Linked DNA regions of Homo sapiens: region 2 is linked to region 1. Evidence: chromatin contacts called from ENCODE Hi-C data. All regions are on one chromosome and are shown on one strand. Each heading gives the region's core, a stretch centred on a gene start or an enhancer-like site at or near the end of the contact. The rest is flanking DNA. Distances are from core to core; before and after follow the strand shown.

Region 1 (6,303 bases), core at 728-3,227:
CTTTCCACTGTCCCATTCGGGCTCAATTGTCCTGGCAGAATGTGGGTTGAGAAAGACATAGACCAAACTGGCTCTGGGACTGGAGGGTAGGCAGGTGCAGGGGTGGAGGTCCCACATTCTCATTCTCATGCTCATCAGCTGGATGGGCCAGAGAAAAAGGTTTATTTAGCTTGGGACTGGTGGACCATTCTCTCTCCCGCAGTTTCCTCTCATTGTCCTTGCTCACAGAAGTGGTATCTCCCTCAGCAAAACCCCTCAGTGGCCTCACATCTCAGGAGAGGCCCCACGCGTATTCTGTTCTCCAACAACTGCTGGCCATCGTCAACCAGATCTATTTCTCACATTGGCTTAGCCTGCCTTTCTCTAACTTTGCTCCTCATCCCTTTCTTCTGACTCCATTTTGTCCCCTGGGTTACAAGCTTGGATCCATCTTCTGATTCAGACTCTAGATCCTCAAGAATCTGCCTCTCCTTGCTAGCACCTGAGAACTGCCTTGACTGAAGTTGGCTGATTGCTTCTTAACTCACCACTCAGCATCATTATACCCAGATTTTACCCAGAAGGATGCATTTCCAGGAAACTCATCCCAGTTTCATACTTGGGACCAGTAGCTCCCTCTTTCCCTGTGATATGTTTACCTTCTCCTCTGTGGGATGCACTCTATGTGTCAACTGCATCAACACTATTATGGTTGCCGATAGTATTAAGCTAATGGCTTTCAAGGACAGAAGTTTGTACTAGTGGTAAAAAAAACAATAATAGTGTAACTAATTCATTGAACACTTTATACACATATTACCTTGTGAGGTAAGTACTATTATCATCTCCATGTTGCAGGTGGGGAAACTGAGGCACAGAAAGACAACTTGTCCAAGGACACAGAGCCCAGAAACATGGAACCAGACTTGGAACCTTCATATAAAGGTGCAGTCACCTTTGCTGGCTTCCTACTGTATGTCAGGCCTTCCTCTTGGTGCTTCATACAAGTGGTGGGAAATTCTTGGGAGATATTTGCCCATATGTTTTCCTTGGTATTTCCCGTGTTTCTCCCCATTAGGCAGCTAGGCCTTCTGTAAAGCTTCAGGGAAGGGAAAACCAGTGAAACAAAGATAACAGAGGAGTCATATTTTTAGCTTTTGAGTCTCAAATGGCAGGTTCTGGTCATAAACTAAAGATTTGGAAGATTAAATGAAAAGCTGGGAAACTTTTTCTCCAGACCAGACAAGACTTTTCAAATTTGAGAAGGAGATCCAGGGAAGCCAAGAAACCTGACGTGATGGTTGAGTTCCCAGGAAGGAGTCCTAGCGTGTAGCACCTGCCTGCAGCCTGGCTAACCGGCAGGGCAATGGTGGAACATCCAGGCAGGGCTGAAGGTGGAAAGCTACATGGATCTGACATCCATGTAGATGTCATGTAGGTTTTGATGAGAGCATCTTGCTTTGACTGAGATTACATCTCCACGATGAAGCCAAATAGGGATTCAAAATAGAAACTAAGTCGAGTTATAAAAATATAAAAAGAAAGTTGCTTTTCTTACACAGCTGAGTTTTGGGGCACATATGTACCCACACATTCATTATCTCTATTCTGCACAATGACCTGTGGAGTTATTTTTTATCATCCCCATATTATAGCATTTGATTACAGAGTGGAAAAATTACTTGCCCAGGGGACACAGCTAATAAGTAGAAGAAAAAGTACATTAGGAGAAAAGTGGAAAATAAACAATGAAGGAAAAAGAAAAATAAAAGAAGTAGTGAGAAATAGGTAGAGATCGCAAGGCATAACCTCCGAGTCACAATTCTCCCGGAAAGAACATTTCTCTTTATTCTCCAAAAAAGTGAACATTTTATCAGGATATACTTACATTTTATTTGGAGGAATAGTCATTTCCTTGATCCCTTTTCCCGAAGATCTAGCTTGGGACCAGACGTTGTGAAAATGTAGCCAGCCTCCACGAAGGAGTTATTTCAACTGTGTCGTCGCTGCAAAAAAATTACATGTGAATCAGAGTTCTATCATGGAAATTATGCTTTGGGACAAATATGTTATGAATGACGGCTCATAAAATCATGCCAGTATGTATGCTATCACCGCATTCAATTATTTTAACCTGCTGTGAACTTGCTTGTGATAAATCATGGGAAAACTAAAGAGAACTATCTTAAGCCACTGCACTGTTTCACTCGCTCAAGTCATTCACGGCTCTAAAAATACAATTTATATCATTGGATTCCTGAAATTCTTTCAGTGCTTACATTCTGATTTAAGTGGCATTAAAGCTAGGGCGATTAAGCTGAGAAGTCCAAGGCTACCGAGCAATGTCCCCCCGGGGTATTAGCTGTCTATCAGATCGAGAACACTGTTTATCAGACTCCCAGGAAGAAAGCAATTAGAACGTGGCCTGTGGGTTGGAAAAAGGCTTGAGATTCTCAGCCTGAAAAAGGAAGGATCTTTCAATAACAGCAAGTGTGACACTTTTGGTGGGACTCATCTAGAGTAGGGTGATCATAAAATTTAATAACCATCTTAGAACATTTTGGGACTTGATGGGGAGACCATTAACATTGACATCAGGAATAAAGTAGGACTGTTTTTTCAAACACACAACACACAGCTGTTTTTTCAAACACAAACAGAGAAGGATTTAATAAGGGACTAATAAGAAAAATGAAGTTGAATCTCCTTCATGTTTAAGGACCACTTCTTAAATCCCTTCTCCATGGACCATCTGGAGAAAAAAGTGGGTTCTTTACCTGCATTTTCTCCACAGTCCTGACATTATTCTTCATATACCTTGGGGAACACAGAGCTGCTGGTACTGCTCATACAAGCTACTGCACGGTATTTGTGCACAAGCAAAAAGCGGACTGGGTTAGGTTTGAATGCGTCGCTTTTATAAACACAGAGTTAGGAGATGTGAGACATGAAGTTATGGAGTTACAGCGTGATTGTGAGAAAACGCCTCCCTGGGAAAGAACCAAGGCACTGTGAATCAAGTATTGTGGACAGTAACTTCTCCAGGCTCAATTTCCTCCACCAGTAAAATTAGGTAGCTAGACTAGACCCGTGATTTCTAATCCAGGCAGCATATTAGGGTCACCTGGAGAATGTACCAATGTCCTCGCCCACTCCAAGAGATTTTATTTAATTAGGCTGGGATGAGGCTCCCCCAGGGACTCTGACGTGCAGCCTGGGCTGAGAACTGCTGGAAGACTGGAATGTTTCTGAGGTCTCTACCGACTTTTATTGGGCAGCCTCTGTGATGGTCTGAGCTTTTGGGAAAATTAAAAAGGAAGGGGCAAGAGTGATCCATTACCATTGGCATTGGCTGGTTACAGTTGGAATTGTTCAGATGCAATGTTTACTAGGATGCTTTGTGGAGTTTTCTACCCTCTGTCTCATGGCTGGGGACAAACCACCAGTAAATTACATTCCCTCCTAGGAATACAGAGAATATGGCCTGGGTATGGAAAGAAGCCTAGTAAGTCTTGAGCAAGTTTCTATGTAGCTGATGTCCTCAACATGATAATGTAATTAAAAATATATAAAGCTCTTCCTGGGGTGCCAGTTTCATGCCCTGCATTGACCAGGGCCAGATTTCAAAGTGGACGTGAGTCTTTCTAGGTCAAACGTTTATTCCACCATTGAGGCACTTCTCACATAATGCTTTGGGATACTGCCTGTGACACAAGTGACTTGGAAAACAATTATGGATGTAAAAAATGTGATGAGAAAACCCTCCTCATCAACCATACTCCAGGGATTTCTGGATTTGATTACCAGCTTTCCAATGCTTGACGATTTGACTGGTATTTAATGCTTTCTCATTTTTCCTGATAGGGACCACTAAGCACGTTATGTTCTTTCTCCCAGTTGGCAACTCAACAAAGGCCAGCCATAAAAATCTCCACTTGTGTAATAAACTGTTGTACGATCTACTGCTTATGAACAAGGTCCCTGACTGAAAATGTGCAACCTTTCTGCACGTTAAACACAAAACAGATGGAGGTTTGAAAATAACTTTCTTCTTCACGGGAGGGAAAAGTTAAAGGAGGGAGAGTAAAACTCATGGTCAGAGGCCTAACTTCCCAAGCCAGGGGCTGAACTCTCCATCCAGGTTGACAGGGACAGCCGCATTCTTTCAAGGATACTGCCTACCGTCAGGGACCTGGGAAGTAGGAGGACGGTTAGGCTTTAGGAAAATGGTGCGTACAATCATGGATAGTGAGGCCGGCTGAGCTGCTACTTACTAGCTGGATAAATGAGCCAAGTCACTAATTTCTTTGAATCTGTTGTTTAAGCCTCATGTGTAAAATGGTGATAACCTAGAGCTCTAGACCCCAAGCACACTGGGGAATGGAGTAGCTGAAAATGTAAATACTCTCCTCGTTACTATTGTTTTCAATTTTCTTTTGTTTATTTGCTGGTTTTACGTGTGTAAAAAAACCAAATTACATATTCCTGGGACAGAAGAAATGGCGAAGCCAATCATTTGTAAACGATGTAGGAATGCATGCAGGTATGCAGAAATTAATATATGTCTATTTATTTGCTTATAGTTTGTCCTGTTTTCACAGAAGGAAATTGAGGTAGTTAACAAGGATACTCATTTATCATGTACTGGTTAATAGTATATAATTTTATTTGTGGAAATGACAGAGTTTGGTCATTAAAGGAAATTGAAACTTCATCTCAGAATAATAAAAGCACTGCCTTCCATTTGTGGGATGCTCCTGAGAGCAGTAAACATGCTCCCCCTATTGTAAAGTATAGATATTAAAGTCTTTATAAAATGTCCTGACATCTACAGGAGGTTTTCTTCAAAAAAGAGAATCATGTGAAGCGCTGAATGAGATATCTTCTTCACTTTTTTTATTTTTATTTTTATTTTTATTTTGAAACAGAGTCTAGCTCTTGTTGCCCAGGCTGGAGTGCAATGGCACAGTCTCGGCTCACTGCAACCTCCACCTCTCGAGTTCAAGTGATTCTCCTGCCTCAGCCTCCTGAGTAGCTGGGATTACAGGCACACGCCACCACGCCCAGCTAATTGGTGTATTTTTAGTAGAGATGGGGTTTCACCATGTTGGCCAGGTTGGTCTTGAACTCCTGAGCTCAGATGATCTGCTTGCCTCGGCCTTCCAAAGTGCTGGGATTACAGGTGTGAGCCCCCGCACCTGGCCTGAATGAGAAATCTTCTAAAGGAGTAAGATGCCACAAGAATGGGGTGGGAAGACTGGACTTTTAACTGGTTTTGTCAGTCAGGATACAGTGAGAGAAAGAGAAACGATATCGGGAATTTCGAACACGCAGGATTTAATACAAGAATGATTCCTCAGGTGTTGGTAGACTGGAAGCACAAAAGGAATACTGAGGAAGTTTGGTTATTCAGTTTCCTTTAATAACCAAACAGTCATTTCCACAAATAAAATTATATGCTATTAAGCAGTATATGATAAATGACTATCCTTATAAACTACCTCAATTTCCTTCTCTGAAAACAGGGCAAACTTTAAGAAAATAAATAGGCATATATTAATTTGTACATACATGCATGCATCCCTACATCATTTATAAATTATTGGCCCTGTCATTTCTTCTGTCCCAGGAATTAGATATGAAATTTGCTACTACCCCTGAGCTGACGCAACAAAAGAAAAAAGATGCAAGTTGTTGAGGCAATGGTGCTCAGATCTCTGAGGAAGGGGCATAGCCACTGCTGATGGCGGCTCTACAGGACATAGAAGGTTCTGGAAGCTCCAGAAAAGCCCAGTTCCAGGCAGCTGCCTCTCTCTGAGCAACACTAAATTCGAAAAGTAGGAGTCCATTCTCTCTCTAGCACCACCTATTGGCAGAACGTAAGAAGTCAGCAGATGAGGGCGTAGGCTGCAGAAGGATGGGTATGGAGCTGAGAGGCAAGAGGGCATGACTGGTGCACGGGGGCGGGTGTTAGCTGGAGACACTCATGGAGTAGGATGGCGGGCAACATCCATGAAAAATAACTGAGACAGATGCAAAAGGAAAATAAGCTCTATGGCCACATTTTCCCAGAAGCGAGAAAGAAGCAAGTGAGAAACCAATTGAATGCTATTGCAAAACGGACCGCACTGATGCCCAAAGAAAGCTCATTCTCCCCTAACAAACTCTTCCACAATTGTTTAGTGAGTGGGAGAAAATTAGCGAAGATAACAGAGCTACTTAAGTGGTAGTGATTCTTTTCCACAATTCACATATTTACCCAATAGTCCCAGGTGTTTTACTCTGCTCTGCGTAGCTGCCAGCCAGAGCACTGCAGCCAGTGAC
Region 2 (6,729 bases), core at 813-3,312, 430 kb before region 1:
TTTGCCTAATTTTTAATAAGCCTCGGGGTAGATGACAGCAGCTGTACCTTCAACATTAATCACATCCAAAAATAAAGAAGCCGAATCACCAGATGGCTCTTCCCCGTAATATTTAAATCTGACCCAGTACAAACACTTGCAAATTGGACTAGCCTTTTCAAAGGCAGCACGGAGCTGAACCCCACAGGGTCACTGCTTCCGTCTAATCACGGAAGAAATAAATCACTCTTTTGGAGAAGGACGTGGAGGGAAAAGTGCATTATCACAAAAAGTCCCAGTGCATCCTAGGACAGCACTGTTCTTTGAAATGGGTGAGTGGGTGTGTGTGTATGTGGTGTGTGTGTTCCAACCCAAGCTGCCTCACCTTCTGCTACTTGGGACAACACTAGGTACACATATGCTCCAGCTCACCGCCATGCTACTGCACTTTACTAAGTGGGTTGGCTCTAGCCCAAGACACAGCTCAACCCTGTGCCTGTCTCCCTGAACAAGGAAAATGCTCAAATGACTTTAGCAGCCACCACAAATAGGCCCCTGACTTTATAATCTTATGTGGTTGAAGTGTCTGGGGAGATGTTCCAAAAACATCCCGTTCCTTCCAGCCAATGAATGGTTTTGGCTAAACGTGGTGTGTGTTTGCGATTTTGTGCTTACAGATTTTTCTGGGGGAAGAGAGCTCCGTCTTTGTTTCTAAATTTAAGCCCAAACTAAATTAAGTCGTTGTGGGTTTGTCCAATTAGCTCCTCAGGGAATTGGCCAGGGAGGGGAGTCTGGTGGAGGAGAATGGAGACATGCATGTTTTCTGAAATTCACCCCTCTCTAAATATCTATCTGGAAGTATATTTTTCTAGCAAGGCTTATTTTAGTAATAGTAAAAAACATCTTGGGTTCTTAGCCCCTGTTCTCCAGATAAGCATTTATACCTGTCAGTTGCTTGGGCTCTATCCAGGAAATACCTGAGTTTTGATGCTGTTTTGTGATCATAACCAGCTTCCAGCCTCTCCTGAGGCCCCACTCCAAATGACTCAGTGTCTTCAACCCCCGATAATAAGAGCAAAAACAGAACCCCAGGCTGGTGGGCTTAGACCGAGAGAGATCCCATAAGAAGCCCCTGTGTGGGACACATGGATTCCAGGGTTGCTTTCCATTGGTGGGCTTCTAAGGAGATCTTATGAGCTACCCCTGGTGCCAGCCCAGTCATCCCAAAGCACGCAGGAATGTGTTCACTGGCAGTAACACTAGCAATCCCTCCCCTAGGCACATTTCACTAAAGTTCATAAAAAAAAGTGAGGGAGCCTGTGGCTTGGTTACCTGTAGACATGCTTTCCCCAGGGGACATGCCATCTAGCATGGGGGCCTCCGTGGACTGTGGACTAGAGGCCGAGAGGTTTACTGTGGGAGGCTGAGGAGGCGGCAGAGTAGGTCTCTGTCGCGGCTTAGGAGTGGGCCGCGATTTGCTCAAAGTGCTTGTAAAGACAGAAGGAGAGGCCAGGGGAGGAGCTGCAGCTGGGGAGAGCTGGCCCGAGGCCAAGGAGTACCCCTGAGGGTAGCTCAGTCCATAGGGTGACGGGGTGCTGGGCGGGGTGGGGGACAGGCTGACTGGGGACGGCTGGCCAGCGGACTGGTCTGCCATAGCCCCCGGCTGGCCAAAGGGGACCTTGGGTGGAATCGGTGCCAGCTTCTTTGAAACTGAAAGAGAAAACACAACACAACAACAAAACACAAAGTTGTTGAATGAAGCCACTTGTGGGGCCTGTTCACACACCCTTCAGCGTTCAAAGCTGTCCCCACCTCCTGCCCCTCGCCACCCACCCACACCTCCCTGCCCTGCCCCCCGGCCTCTTGCCACATTGACAGCAGCCAATACAATTTTTAAAAATTAACCGAGAACTGCAAGTTTTCCTATCTTCCCATCTGTTAACTAATTTTTCCTCCTCTTTTCTGGATTTCTGCCCTGATCTACACACGCACACCCAGCCAAACTAGAGAACAAATTTCCCATCCACAGGAGTGGGCTGCCTTCCCAGTGGTGAGAGGCATCGCTGCTACTCTCTGAGCAAGAGTGAGTCAGTGGGGCAGGGTCCAGCAGAGGATGACTCCAGTTCAATTTGCTGTAATGGACAGAGGAGCCCTGACACAGGGGCAGGTCCTCGGGATAGAAAACTGACTTTTGGCTGAACCTGTCCAGTGGCTTCTGGCTCCCCTAACAGTGATATGTGAGCAAATCCTCCGGCCACAGAACCCCTGTTCCTTCATTACTTTATATGCTGTGCCTCAATCCTGCATCCCTGCTGCTGAGGCTTTCTTCTCATTCTTGTTTCTTCCTAGAATTGTACCCGCTGGTCTAAGCATGTATGGATCGACTGCATTTTTCGTTGTTTTTCTGGGGTTTTTTTGTTGTTTTTTTTTCTTTTGGAGACGGAGCTTTGCTTTTGTCGCCCAGGCTGGAGTGCAATGGCGCGATCGCCGCTCACCACAACCTCCGCCTCCCAGGTTCAAGCAATTCTCCTGCCTCAGCCTCCTGAGTAGCTGGGATTACAGGCGCCCACCACCACGCCTGGCTAATTTTGTGTTTTTAGTAGACACAGGGTTTCTCCATGTTGGTCAGGCTGGTCTTGAACTCCCAACCTCAGGTGATCCGCCCGCCTCGGCCTCCCAAAGTGCTGGGATTACAGGCGTAAGCCACCACGCCCGGCCAATCAACCGCATTTTTCAAAGTACATTATTGCCCTGACCTCCTTTGCCTTACCTTCATTATCCTTTTCCCAATCTCCCTATAGGATGACAAATCCATTATACCTTTAATTGAAAATGAATTGGTAAAGACAATAAATTCAAACGTCCAGGAGATACTTGATGGGCAAATATCTTGAGAGAGTGATCACTAACCTGTTAGGCTTAAGTGAGGACTGGCTGTGTGTGGGTCTGATTCCTTTTTTTTTTTTTTTTTTTTTTAAGATGGAGTCTCGCTCTGTCACCCAGGCTGGAGTGCAGTGGCGCGATCTCGGCTCTCTGCAAACTCCGCCTCCCGGGTTCATGCCATTCTCCTGCCTCAGCCTCCCAAGTAGCTGGGACTACAGGCGCCTGCCACCATGCCCAGCTAATTTTTTGTATTTTTGGTAGAGATGGGGTTTCACTGTGTTAGCCAGGATGGTCTCGATCTCCTGACTTCATGATCCACCTGCCTTGGCCTTCCAAAGTGCTTGGATTACAGGCGTGAGCCACGGTGCCCAGCCATGTGTGTGGGTCTGATTCTAGAAGGAATTATCTTGTAAGTCCTAAGGGAGAGGTCAGAAGCTCTTCCTTCTCCCCACCCCACCCCCACTCCCTCCAAGGAACAAGGTCTGTTAGGAGGACACCTCATGTATTCTCTGGGTGTGTCAGTCTGCAGTGTGGACAGAAGGACATGCCCTTCAGAATCCTACCAACGTGGGCTCAAATTTCTATCCTGCCACTTACCCGCTGTATTCCCTGGGTCAACTTATTCAAACATCTTCTATGCAATTGGAGGAAAAAGATTTTCTCTGCAGCAGTGTAATAATTAAATGAGATCATACATGTCAAGTACCACATAATCATGACATAATAAAACCACTTAACTTTCCAATTTCACTTTTCAACTCTACTTCCTGAGTACAGGGGAAGTGCTTCCAGCAGCTGCTACTGCAGCTCATGGCAGCCACGTGGTCATGGGTGACAGACGCAGGGGTACCCCTGGATGAGAAGCAGGTGGAGACCCTAGGTATCAATGCTTGCACATGCCTTCTCACGAAGGAGCTGGGGGACAGAGGATGCATCACCATGTCTGTGATGACATTTACCACTTCCGGTGGTGACAGGAATAGGATGTGAAATTGTCGGCACGCTGTCAGAAGACTGAGGTGTCAAAAAAAAAAAAATTAAAAAAAAAGACCTGCTAAGTGTGCCATCTGTGGGCATGATGGGGAGTAGAGAAGAAATGTATACCTTTCAAAAGATGGGTCTGAGCTATTGAAGGTCACTTGGGAAAGGGACCTGAGTCACTCTAGGCTACACTGGCTGCCTAGGTCCAATGTGCTGCAAAAACGAAAAGGGTCAACCTGTCACTGGCATTAGGAGGCTGGGTGGCTGCTACAGGAGCCCTGGCTCTCCCACTGGACGAGACAATGACTTAGCCATCACCCCTGTATTGTAGTGCTGTGGGGAAAGTTAAAGGACTCTTTTTTTTTGGAGACAGAGTTTTGCTTTGCTGCCCAAGCTGGAAGGCAGTGGCACGATCTTGGCTCAGTGCAACCTCCACCTCCCAGGTTCAAGCAATTCTTGTGCCTCAGCCTCCTGAGTAGCTGGGATTACAGACGCCCACCACCACGCCCAGCTGATTTTTTTATATTTTAGTAGAGACGGGTTTCACCACGTTGTCCAGTCTGGTCTCAAACTCCTGAGCTCAGGCAATCTGCCCATCTCAGCCTCCCAAAGTGCTAGGATTACAGGCAGGGGCCACTGCGTCCGGCCAGTTAAAGGACTCTAAAACAAAGAGGTGCCTGGCCGGGTACAGTGGCTCACGCCTGTAATCCCAGCACTTTGGGAGGCCGAGGTGGGCAGATCACCTGAGGTCAGGAGTTCGAGACCAGTCTGGCCAACATGGTGAAACCCCATCTCTACTGAAAATACAAAAATTAGCCAGGTGTGGTGGTAGACGCCTTTAATTTCAGCTACTTGGGAGGCTGAGGCAGGAGAATCGCTTGAACCCAGGAGGCGGAGGTTGCAGTGAGCCGAGATTGTGCCATTGCACTCCAGCCTGGGGCACAAGAGCAAGACTTCGTCTCAAAAAAAAAAAAAAGACATAACCAAGAATATGGCATCTAGACCAAGGAGAAACCATTGGTGCTGGAGAAATGCTCTGAGATGCTGAAATCTCACGCCGGCACTTTGGCCCAACTCCTATTCAACCTTCACGATGTCGTTTCCGCTGGGCCACCTGTCCTAACTCCTGAGTCGAGAAAGCATGCTCCCAGGTGTCCTTACAGTACCCTGAGTGTCTCCCAGCACAGTGCCAACACCTTTGCCTTATCATTGCCTTCCTCTCTGGAAAGCACAGAGCTCTGTACATAGCAGGATTTAATAAATTTGTGTAGAATGCAAAAGGAATGAGTAGGGATCGAATAAGATCCACGGGCTTGGTGAGGGCAGACAAAGAGAATGAAACTGCCACTGCAGATCGGAACTAAGGGGGCTGGAAAAGGGCCTGTCATGAAGGCACATGTGGATGAGCTAAATCCGGGCCCTATTCGACAAATCCAGGAGTTAAAAGCCGCTCCTAGAAGTGCGAGTGGTCTGAAATTAGAACACACAGGATGATGTATTATTTTAGACGAGTGAAAGACTCTGCAAAGAGATGACACAGGTAAGAACAAACCAAAAAGGTTCAGATAAGTACGCTCAGTACAGCTCCCCATTTATGAAATGTCACATGGAGCATACCTTTAGCTTTTGGAAGTGATTATCTGAAGAGATAATAACTGGTCAGTGTGGCCATTCTTGGGCCATTCAGAGCTGAGACTCAGGTACTACAGAAGCTATCCTGACTCCCTCCTGTCACCCTGTACGAGTGATCTAGGGGTAGGCAGCTGTGCCAGGCTGCCCTGCGGGGAAGGAGACTCCTGTAGATGACCCTATACAGCTTTTCAAATGACAGAGGTAGGGCCCGGCAGGTCTCTGGAAAACACACATCATTGTGGACAATGAATTTTGCCCTGGTGGCATCATTTGGTGTATGGGAAGCACTGGCCTCTATACGCCCCTAATGAGCCCACCTGTCAAATAAGTAAACTGAGGAATAATAGAGAAAGGATCCCTTTTAACTTCCAAAGCTCTAATGTCCAGATGGGAATTAGTCACTAAACCACACAGTTTCTCAATATCCAAGTTCATAGAGGAAAACGAGCCTTCAGGGAATGTCACAGCCACCTCCGGCCTGAGACCAAGGAGAAGGGAAGCAGGGCCATACCTTTCCGGAGGGTGTGAGGACTCTGGTCTGCAGGCGGCTGGCTGGGGCTGGGGCTGGCGCCCGGCTGAGCTCCAGGTTGAGCCCCTGGTTGAGTCCCTGCACAGGCTGTGCCCTGGCTGGAGCCTGGACTTCCTTTCTGTGCAGAGCCTGGAGAAAGTTCCTTGCTTTTTGTTGTGCTGAAACGAAAGCACATGAGACAAAAGAAAAGCCCTGAACTCAGTGAGCGGCAGCACCAGCCTTGCCGATGGCCACCCTGTGTGTCCTTCTGGGCCCCGTGCAAGTCTGTCCCAGCTCTGGTCTGTCTTGGCCCCTTCCTAAAACCTTCGCAGGTGCCCCTTGGGGTGACTGCCCTTCCTGGAGCTCTGATGGCCTGGGTTCTGCCCCCATCTCTGTGGCACTTGGCACTCACTGCCAATGCCCTTTTCATGCCTCTGCCCTCCTCTCTTCAAGGAGACCGTGAGCAATGTGAGGGCAGGGGCCTGAGCACCTCTACCGTATCCTGCCATCAACCCAGGAATTCTAGAACATTCTCAAACTGGAACACCAAAGTGCTTTTCCTACTGTAGCCAAGAGGACTTCTCAGGGCCACTGTGCCCAACGAGTGCTGATGACACGGACTCCTGCTGCCAAGCTTGTGGCCCAGCTCTCCAGCTGTTTGCCCTGAGCCTCCAGCCACCCCCCAGGCAGGAGGGATTCTAGGACTCATCCTCAAACTCAATACCCATTCCAGCAGAAGCTAGGGT

What was found. Hi-C counts contacts between places; a loop is a spot of excess contacts on that map. Pooled maps may share reads with other maps.
Region 2: a loop to region 1 is called in a map of posterior vena cava, with 5 times the contacts of the local background. The contact joins the enhancer-like site here to the promoter of LINC00670 in region 1. A Hi-C loop is called at or near these places in 5 of 168 maps with a recorded cell type or tissue (left cardiac atrium, lower leg skin, pancreas and 2 more) and 8 of 50 pooled maps.

What each region holds. Positions count from the first base shown.
Region 1 is chr17:12,545,642-12,551,944 of GRCh38, reverse strand. LINC00670 (long intergenic non-protein coding RNA 670) reads right to left here and starts at 1,977. Exons shown (of 4, transcript NR_034145.1): 1 at 1,868-1,977. RefSeq lists a silencer at 5,719-6,013.
Region 2 is chr17:12,979,491-12,986,219 of GRCh38, reverse strand. It overlaps ARHGAP44 (Rho GTPase activating protein 44), which reads right to left. Exons shown (of 21, transcript NM_014859.6): 19 at 5,987-6,162; 20 at 1,312-1,689. Among named protein-coding and RNA genes, the nearest start is that of ELAC2, 35 kb to the left of the region's middle. Within about 2 kb of position 2,062, at least 15 of the 41 ENCODE cell types and tissues checked have a DNase peak (open chromatin) inside an H3K27ac peak, as active enhancers do.